Regions from separate parts of the Homo sapiens genome. Here region 2 is linked to region 1. A link is a contact called in ENCODE Hi-C or POLR2A ChIA-PET data. All regions are on one chromosome and are shown on one strand. Each heading gives the region's core, a stretch centred on a gene start or an enhancer-like site at or near the end of the contact. The rest is flanking DNA. Distances are from core to core; before and after follow the strand shown.

Region 1 (4,978 bases), core at 1,701-4,200:
GAAGTTCTTCAAGTACTAAGTCAAATTTTCTCTTCATCTCAAAATCTTTTACTATTGTCAGAGCTTCTGTTGATAAATATTTAGCAGCTAAGTCCTGAAAACATTCATCATTCCCTTCACTCAGACCAGTTTCAAATTGATGATTAATATATAATGCAGAGTCATTCTTTCTGTGAAAATCCTTTGAATTAGCTATCTCCCTTTCTGGCAAAATACTCTCATATTCATTTGTATTTGTTACATAATTTTGATTAACATATTTATTTTCTTCCACATTTACTTCCTTACTTATTAATGAAACTGACTGTACAGAAAACATGTCATCCATTGGAAAAAAACTATCTTTCTCTTCCTTTTCTATCTTAGTATCTTTGTGAACTTGGCAACTATTTGTTAAACTTTCAGCTGTGACTTTTACTTCCTCTTTCAAAATTAAGTCATATTTTTTTTCTTCTATTTCACTTAGCAAGTTCCAAAAATTTAGTACTTGAGTTATAGAAGTGGTATGGGTCTCTTCATTATGTATTATGTTGTGGCTTGCTGGTATGGCCTGTTGCCTAACATTGCAGAGATCTTCAAATATGTGCTCACAGTCAAAGTTACTGATCTTATTATGTCCCTGTTTTCTTTCCATATTTAAATCTTGGCTGTGCATATTTACTTCATAAAAATTTTCATTAATGTATCCTCGGTTGTTCTGTATAAATTGAGGACAAGAATTACCATGTGCTTTAACAGTACTAGAATTATAGTGAGCCCAATTTTCCACATTCACAACTTGTTGAGGACAACTCATATTCTGACAAGTAATTTCTCTTATTAAAGAAATTTCATCCATGTCATCAAAGTCCATTAAAAGGGGAATTTTTTCATATGTTTCAAAAATCGGAAAACCTGTATTTTGAGTTGTCATACTGAAGGAATTAATGAGTTTTTTCTTAGACTTTTCAAAAACTTGTTCAGTTCTAAATAACTTCCTTTTCTTTAACATAGGTTTCATATTATCTTCTAATAGTCTTGAAGAAGTTAAAATCTTTACTAGATATGCAGTATGATTTTCCACTATATTTTTTGGATACTTCAAATAAAGCATGCACTTGAAAATGCATTCCTCTTCTAATTCAAAATCATTTTCAATTCTTGTTAAAGAGTCAAAGTTATTGAGCAAAAAAGCTATGTTAGTTTTCAATAGAATATCTAAAGGTTCTGAAACACTATCTTGTAAATATATGCTTAAAATTCCATTCTTTATATTTGTATTCATGTTTCTGGTTATTAGATTTTGAATACCAATTATACCAATTTGCTTTTTACACTTCAAAATGTTACAGCAGGTTAAAATACTATTATCTTTTTTATTTCCTGAAATACTTTTATGGAAATAAAAAATTTCTATAATGAAACTTTCAAAAGGGTTGTTCACATGAAAGACTTTTTGTGTAGTATTGTATCTCAACTGTAGAGTATTATCATTTTCTCCTTTACCATTTAGCCAAACAGTCGTTATTAAAGCTGTCTGACTACCTAATATTTCTCTTACGAGAAGCTTTGATTGTTCTTCATATGCATTGATGACTTTTGCACAGTGGTAATCTTCCTTGCTTAAAAGGTCTATTTCTAATAATAATAGCCAATTCCATTTTTCTTCAGTTTTTTTCATATTTTCACATTTAGTCTTGCAATTATTTATAATCCAACAATTTCCTCTATTTCTTCTCAAAATATGTCTAACGTTACAGTCCCAGTTTTGAGATTTTTCCAGCCTGGTAAGTACGTAACTGTCCAGACATTCTGCTTCCTCCCAATTTGCATTTTCTAGTATAGCGAAATTCTTTCTAGAGTCTCTTACATTACACTGGATACTACTGCAGTTACAGTAGTTTGAACTGATCAAGTCTTTTCTCTTACAAGTATTTTGGCTACTGAGTGATGGGTAGTCATTTTCATAACATTTGGAAAAAATGTTTTCCGCTTCTACAGTTTTTTTATCATTCTGTAACTTTTGCTTCTTAACATCAGGTCTATTTTGGGACCAGTAAATGTTTGTGAAATCCCTAACATATGCCTCTTTTTTGTCATTCTTTTTCTTCGCTATTTCCTTTAAATAGACAGAGGACATTTTGCTATTTAAGTCCATTGGAAACTGAGGGACACTTATTGTGCCGCTATCTCTAAAATAGCTAGGTTTGGCAATTTCCAAGCTGGGCTGGTTTTGAGATTTTGATATTTTTAGTACAGATGATGAAATGTTATTTTCTCTTTTATTTGATGGCACAACACTGTTAGCTTTACATCTGTTCTTAATTTCATGAAATGGTGATTTAGTTTCCTTGTAAAAGGTAACATCTAAAAATGGATTTTCTTTGTGAACATTGTCTCTTCCTTGGACAAACTGTTGTTTTCGATTCTCATTTCTAATTCCATGTATATCGTGTATAGAGGTGCTGGGCAGAAGTTGACTAACCCCTGCTTTGGAGCTATTACTGCGGTGCACACTGAAAGCCTCTCTGTCATGCAGGCCTGCCTCAGACCTTCCTGAAGCCCTCAAATCAGAATCAGGACTTTGTGAGGGGGGAGACTGCAAACAGCTACTCATTTGGAATTTGAGATTTGAGCATTTCAGATTACATATCTGCTTCCCACTGACTGATTTCTCCACACACGAGTCTGTGGAGTTATCGAAAATAGCATTCGTTGAAACAAGGAGTCCCTTGAAGGGTCTAGGGGACAACTCCCAGACTTTTTCCGCCTCAGACAAGCGAGGCACCAGAGGCAGTCGCCAGCCCGCCTTAAAGACACCTCCAGGCTCCTCAAGACAGAGCCGCTTGCTACTAGGTGGTTGGGAATCCGGGTCCTCAGGAGGCGTTAAAGAGGAGGTAGGCTTTCTGAGCTCGGCCATCCGCGGCGTGGGCTGAGGGAGAGACATGACAGCGAATGGAAAGGATCTGTCCGAGTCCCGGCGGGGCTCCAATCCCTTAATAGGCGGTTCCGGGCCGCTCTGGTCACGCCCCTGACCCGCCCCTCAAGACCTGGCCTTAGCCTAATCTCAGGGTTTGCCCCACCCCGAATCCGCCCCTCCACAGCCCCAGCCTCAGCCCCGCCCCGCCTCCCTCAGTCCCTCCTCTCCCTGCCCCCACCCACGCGCCCCGGTTGTCTCACCACTGAAGGTCGGAGCACCCTGGGCCGTTACATTGTCTATTTTTAGCGCCTTTTTCTAATGCCACGACTGTAGAGAGTCTAAATGCTTTTTTCCCTGTGGTAGAACGAAGGGGAAAAGTTAGAACCTCTCACTTAAAAAAAAAAAATTTGTGAATGGTAACAACTTTATTTTCTAAATTCTAAAATTTTGTTTACCTCAGAAACGGCATCTCCACAACGGCTCGAGTGACTCTCCAGTAAAATCGTGTAGTTCTGTCAGCACCAGACCAAATCTCTCTGTGTATGGAAAAACTTTTTAATCCTTCCAGCGTCACTTAAGATCATATTAATATTTCCACTTCACTAATAAAGTGTGTTTGGGGGAAAAAAGCCACCAGTACTTACCAGTCTATCTGAGGAAAAAATGTGTGGAAATTATTATCCGGATAATTATTATTCTTCACTTAAGACTAAAAAAAAAATAGTTTACTATGTGCTGTGGGGATTTCTTCTCAAATATTGTGGATAAAATTATTTAGAGATAAAATATTATATGTTTGAACTACCCCATTTAGTGTAAACATAATAATACAGGTCTGACTCATACCTACTAACAAATTTTTAGACGCTATTTCTTGTTTTTTTTTTTCCTGCTTTGAGAATCATTTATGATTTCCAGTCAATTCTGGTTTTTGTGAATTCTATAATCATTAAGAAGAAAATGTTTTTCAAAATGTTTATTATTATTATATACATGTTTCTTAAGAAACATGTAACTGGTGCTCAGTAATAAACACCTCGATTCCCTTGGTGGTTGTTTCAAGCTTGGTATGTTTTATATTACATTTTATGCTAAAATTTATAATAACTACAATAACATGCAACCAGAATCCTAACTTCAGAACCCTCCCATGGCATAGATGGCAATATATAACTAGCCTTCTACTTTAGGTAATAAGATGTTCACCAGTTTCATGTTTTTTAAATACTCTTAGATACATTGTGATTACTTCAGTGTAAATTCCTCTAGAGAAATGTTTACTTAAGTTTGTAGAAAGCCTTGCAGCAGAAGCACTTCATTAACACTATAAATAAGAATGTGGCAGTGGTTCAGATTCCACATCAGTGAATTCTCCAAGTTCTACTTCTGTGTATCTTATGTTCTATTGCTTTTCTATCCCAGATTTTCCACAAATCTATATTCTTTTCTAATCCATTCTGTTTTAGCCCATAAGGGGTGACTTGTATAGCTAAGGTGTATATAATTGGTGCGCTAGTGTGATATTAGGACCAAGACTTTTTAAATCTGTAAAGTAAATGCCATTGATTGTGATTTCTAGTCTAGATTGATCTGTAACTTGATATTTGATTATTTCTTCATCTTGCTAGTTTGCCCAAGAGCACATTATTTTTTATATCTCCATCACATCATTATTTAACAACTCTACATTGTTTAAGGATTAAAATTCAAATAAAACCCAGAAGTATTACATGTAACTCAACAATTGTTTGACTCCAAGATACAGAAATGTATAGTTATTTTCTCCATCCTGAAGAAACTTACAGCCATAAAGACCAAAAAAAGAGTCTTTTCTTGCATTTACTTATTTAAACATTATACTAATGGCCACTGCCATTTCAAACAATGGCTATTGAAACCACTATTTATGTGGGTTTTTTCCTTTGTTTTTTTAAATGCCACCTAGAAAATGAACCAGTTATAAGTGAGAAATGCAAAAAATTATGTCTTCAACTCATCATAATCAAAATATAAATAAGACTTGTCTGAATCTTACTGATGCCTCAAAGCCCATTTCAAATGTCATATTTTTCTATATCA
Region 2 (5,230 bases), core at 11-2,510, 300 kb after region 1:
TTACCTACTTGAGATTTTTCTTCCTTGAGCCTTGCTAATTAAAAAATATCATAAATGTTCTAACTAGGCCATTGACATTTATTTTCAATAATTGCAAGGGGACTTAAATAACCTGTTAAAGGACATGTTAATATTACTCTACACTTTAACTCACTGCGACTTGATGTTAATACTAATTTGTAGAATTAGTTACATGGAAAATAAATTAAGTTCATGGGACAAATGGGGAATCTGAGATCCCTTTTCCAAAACCCAGGGTCTAGCAGAGCATATAGGAAGTGAAGCAAACTAGCACAACCATCCAACTTAACACATTCAGTGGCATTTGGAGCTGTGGTGGGGAAAAGAGGCTCCCTAGTTAATTTCACACTTCCTCCATACATTTCAAAAAGCAAGGTGTGACTCATTTCAAAAAACAAGGTGCAGCTGGGTTTGTTAAAAAAGACTTTCCTTAGGCTAAATGCCAGGTATTCTGCAAAGTCCCTGGCTTAAGGGAGTTTTCTGTTTCCTAGTATCTGTTTGCTGTGCGGAATCCAAATCTGCTCGGTAACAGCAAGGGTTTTATGCCTCTGGTAGGATGTTTCCTGCTCTTTAAGGCTCTAGGCTTACTGGAGTTGCTGGCCTTTGTCGTTCTGAGTGTAGGCATGTTCCGGGCATGTCTGCACTCTATACGACCCAGGGAAATTTACTAAGGTGGCATCCACTGGGTACCTCATGTGTGTGGCACCCCCAGCAACCCTAGGAAATAAGAGCTGTTGTTTTCTGTGTTGGACACATTAGGGAATCAAAGCCCAGAGGGGTTACCTTGTCCCTAGACCATGCTGCTTCTCCAACAATACAGCCCAACTGTGCTGAAATATCTAGCAGGTCCTGGTGGAGGGGATGGAGGCCCTCTCGGGTCACTTTGCTACTCTCCACCAGGGCCCTCGGCCACCCCCTCCTTGCTGCGGATGCCCCAGGTTTGTTTTCTTTGGCTCCCTCATTAATGAGTTCCACAGCACAATGCTAAGTCTAGTTATGCAGCCTTAATTGGTTTAGTTACAACAAGATAATTCCTTTTTTCTTCTCTTGGAGGCCTTTCTGTTTAAAGACATTTTAGCTGGAAGATGCTAATTATCAATGAGGAGAAAATGACACCTGAAGAGTTCATTTTCCATCTTGGTCTTTGGTTTTTCCTTTGAACTCTCTTTACACGGCCCTCTTTCCCACTTCATCACTTCTCCCCCACCGTCATAAAAGAGAGCTCTTCCCTGGCCAGGCGGCAGAATTTTCTTTCTCACTTGCCAGGGAGCCATTCCTTCTGCAGCTGTCTCGCAGGCATGGACAACCTGCGCGAGACTTTCCTCAGCCTCGAGGATGGCTTGGGCTCCTCTGACAGCCCTGGCCTGCTGTCTTCCTGGGACTGGAAGGACAGGGCAGGGCCCTTTGAGCTGAATCAGGCCTCCCCCTCTCAGAGCCTTTCCCCGGCTCCATCGCTGGAATCCTATTCTTCTTCTCCCTGTCCAGCTGTGGCTGGGCTGCCCTGTGAGCACGGCGGGGCCAGCAGTGGGGGCAGCGAAGGCTGCAGTGTCGGTGGGGCCAGTGGCCTGGTAGAGGTGGACTACAATATGTTAGCTTTCCAGCCCACCCACCTTCAGGGCGGTGGTGGCCCCAAGGCCCAGAAGGGCACCAAAGTCAGGATGTCTGTCCAGCGGAGGCGGAAAGCCAGCGAGAGGGAGAAGCTCAGGATGAGGACCTTGGCAGATGCCCTGCACACCCTCCGGAATTACCTGCCACCTGTCTACAGCCAGAGAGGCCAGCCTCTCACCAAGATCCAGACACTCAAGTACACCATCAAGTACATCGGGGAACTCACAGACCTCCTTAACCGCGGCAGAGAGCCCAGAGCCCAGAGCGCGTGAGCTCCATCCGGGGAAACTGACCGGTTCCAGCCTCCTGAGCAGGAGTAGAGGAGTTTTGAAGACCTGGATATCTTATTGAACAATGATCGGCGTAGAGTGATTTTTATGTAGTAAGCCTGATAATCTTGTGATCTGAAAAACCCTAAGGGAATTCACATGTAACCTGTTGGACCCACCAGAACACTTACCTGCCAGATGAGCAGAGACTTTCACCTCCAGTTTTTTCCACCCATCTGGGAGGCTCATCCTTTGCAAACAGACAGATTATTTTGCCCTTCTCTGTCTGTTCAAGGTATTTTAAAGGGTCAGTGATTTTAAATGCATTTTTTTCAATAATGTAAAAGTGTTAATCTCTTGCCATTTTGGCGTTGAGACCTTTTCTTCTGTTGCTAACAAAACCTGTATTTTGTATAGGATCCAGTGTGATATCTGGATTCTTATTTAGAAAGATTTGTGCCAAGTAAAGGGCTTTAGTGCTCCTGTTTTCATTTCGTGTGTATATGTGTGTGTGTTTGTGTTTGACTGAAATCATGCTGTTGCAGGGACCAAAATCACTTAAATGCGGAAGGCACTGGTGTCATGATAAATGGAAAGTCACAGGCAGACAGGCTAAGTTAAGACAGTGAAGATTCCAAAAGCCAGAGCCTCCTCTTCACAGGCAAACAGCTTGTGTGACAGGGAAGGAGGGTACGGGGAGGAGGAGGAGGAGACAGCACCTCAGGGTGGACCTGAAGCAAGGCTGGGTGGGCAGGGTCTCCCTGTCCTTTGTTCTGGGCCTGGTATGAACAGGACCTTATTTAGTCCTTTCACTTACCCGTTTGTCAAATAAAAAGACAGTCTCAGAAAAAAAAAAAAAAAAAAGTGATTCGAATCCCATAAAGAATAACTAAAAGGGTCAGTGTTAGAACTGAACAATCTCTGACCCCTCCAAAGGCATTTACTTCTTCATCTTCCCCTCCTATCCATCTGCCTCCCCCCAACTCCAGATCCCCCACATGCACCCATCACACACACACCCACTCTTCATGGTGCCTTGTCTTAGGGTGGGTATCTGTAGCACCCACAGTTTAGCTCATTTGAATGGCACAGGACATTGAAAAGGGGGCTTTGAATTAAGGAGGTTCTGAAAACTAGTGAGATTTTTTAAGGCTGAATTTTTCTCCCTATGGTTATTAACCATTAGTATTTGTTGTACATGTCTCCTATCATCTTTTTTCTATTGGTGATTTTGTTTTCTTTTTAGTGACATAAATTACAAAAGCAGTAGATGTGTTCTCTACTTCTCCATTTTTTTTTTGCTGATACAAACATATACAAATATATATAACTTGTCCATTTTTTTTGCTGATACAAACGTATACAAATAAATGTAAGCATACATAAATGTTAAAGAAAAAAACCTGAAAATTCCTTTTTTAACTTAACAATATACAGTACAAGTTCTTCCAAGTTAGCACAAATAAATCTGTGGTGTAAATACCATTATTACCTTCATTTTATAGATGGGGAAACAGATGCATGACTTGCTGAGTCACACATGCAAAAAGTATAACAGAAAACAGAGGTTCTAGCAAGGTTCCATAGAACAGATTCTGCAAAATTTCTTAAGCGAGTCACCTTTTCAATGATTTTTAAGTTATTTTCAGGTTTTTTATGACAAAAATGCTATAACAAAGGTTATAGACAACTAGCTTTATCTACTGATGTGTTCATTAGCTTGAAAAATTCCCAGAAATGGGATTATTGGATCAGAGTATGCACATTTTAAATTTTAATAAATAATGTTATGTCACTTCTATAAAAGTTTGTAGTTATGTATACTCCTCCTAGTATTATGTGACAGAACCAGTTGCCCCACATTTTCATTGGATACTATCAATTTTATGAATTTTTAATGGATAAAAATTGTTCATTGTTGTGTTAATTTTAACTTCCCTGTCTGTCATTTGAGGTGGAGCGTCTTTATTTTATGTGACCATTGTTCATTTTGGTTCCTCTTCTAAAACTTGCTAGTTTATAAATTTGCCATTTTTCTATTGCTTTATCTTCTTGTTAATTTGAGAGAGTTCTTTGTATATTATGTACTGGAATATTTCCTTCCAATCTTTTTATATTGTATTCTTTTTTCTTTTTTATTGATGCATAATATTTATTCATATTTATAGGGTACATTTGATATTTTGTTACATGCATAGAATGTGTAATGGTGTAATGATCTAGTCAGGGTATTTAGGTATTCATCACCTTGAATATTTATCATTTCAGGACTATTTCAAGTCCTTGCTTCTAGCTATTTTGAAATATACAATTCATTGTTGTTAATTATAGTCACGCTACTCTGCTATCTAACACTAGAATTTATTTATCTATCTAACTCTATGCTTATATCCATTAACCAACCTCTCTTTATCCCCTACCCACCCCTCCCGCCACCCACACTCCCTTCCCAGCCTCTGTTTCCTATCATTCTACTCTCTTTTTCCTTTCTTTTTTTCACTCTGTTGCCCAGGCTGAAGTGCAGTGGTGCGATGATAGCTCACTGCAGCCTCAAATTCCTGGGCTTAAGCGATCCTCTTGCCTCAGCCTCCTGAGTAGCTGGAACTATAGGTATGTGCCCCCATGCCTGGCTGATTTTTGTATTTTTTGTAGAGCATGTTGCCCAGGCTATCATTCTACTCTCTACCTCCATAAGATCAAGTTTTTTTAGCTCTCACATATGAGTGAGAACGTGCAATATTTATCCTTCTGTGCCTGGCTTATTTTACTTAACATATTGACCTCCAGCATATTTGTTTTGATGATGTCTTTTTTTCTTTTTTTCTGAGACGGAGTTTCACTCTTGGTGCCCAGTCTGGAGTGCAATGGCGTGATCTTGGCTCACTGCAACCTCCGCTTCCCAGGTTCAAGCAATTCTTCTGCCTCAGCCTCCCAAGTAGCTGGGATTACAGGGATGTGCCATCACGCCCAACTAATTTTGTATTTTTAGTAGAGATGGTTTCATCCTGTTGGTCAGGCTGGTCTCCAACTCCTGACCTCAGGCGATCTGCCCACCTTGGCTTCCCAAAGTGCTGGGATTACAGGCGTGAGCCACTGCGCCCGGTGATGATGTCTTATGATCTTGATTATGGCATCATTTTTTTTGAAGCTTTTCATTTTTATATGATCAAATTTGGTTTTTGTTTCATGGCTTATGTGTTTTTCTCCCTTGCTTAATTTTCCCCAGTTCCAAGGTTGTCCAAGTGTTCTCTTGATGTTTTGTAAATACTCTTACAGTTTTATTATTTATTTATGGGTCTTCAAAATACCTTTAATTCATTTTTGTCTATAGT

The links. Hi-C counts contacts between places; a loop is a spot of excess contacts on that map. ChIA-PET counts read pairs that join two places held with the same protein, here RNA polymerase II (POLR2A). Pooled maps may share reads with other maps.
Region 2: a loop to region 1 is called in a map with no recorded cell type, with 8 times the contacts of the local background. The contact joins the promoter of MSGN1 here to the promoter of RAD51AP2 in region 1. A Hi-C loop is called at or near these places in 17 of 37 single-sample maps with no recorded cell type and 4 of 50 pooled maps. POLR2A ChIA-PET finds 5 or more read pairs at or near these places in 1 of 52 experiments (GM10248).

What each region holds. Positions count from the first base shown.
Region 1 is chr2:17,515,490-17,520,467 of GRCh38, forward strand. RAD51AP2 (RAD51 associated protein 2) reads right to left here and starts at 2,951. Exons shown (of 3, transcript NM_001099218.3): 1 at 1-2,951. The coding sequence starts at 2,926. RefSeq lists enhancers at 2,479-3,678, 2,663-3,212 and a silencer at 2,974-3,223.
Region 2 is chr2:17,815,200-17,820,429 of GRCh38, forward strand. MSGN1 (mesogenin 1) reads left to right here and starts at 1,261. Exons shown (of 1, transcript NM_001105569.3): 1 at 1,261-2,599. The coding sequence starts at 1,320. The coding sequence ends at 1,901. RefSeq lists an enhancer at 589-718.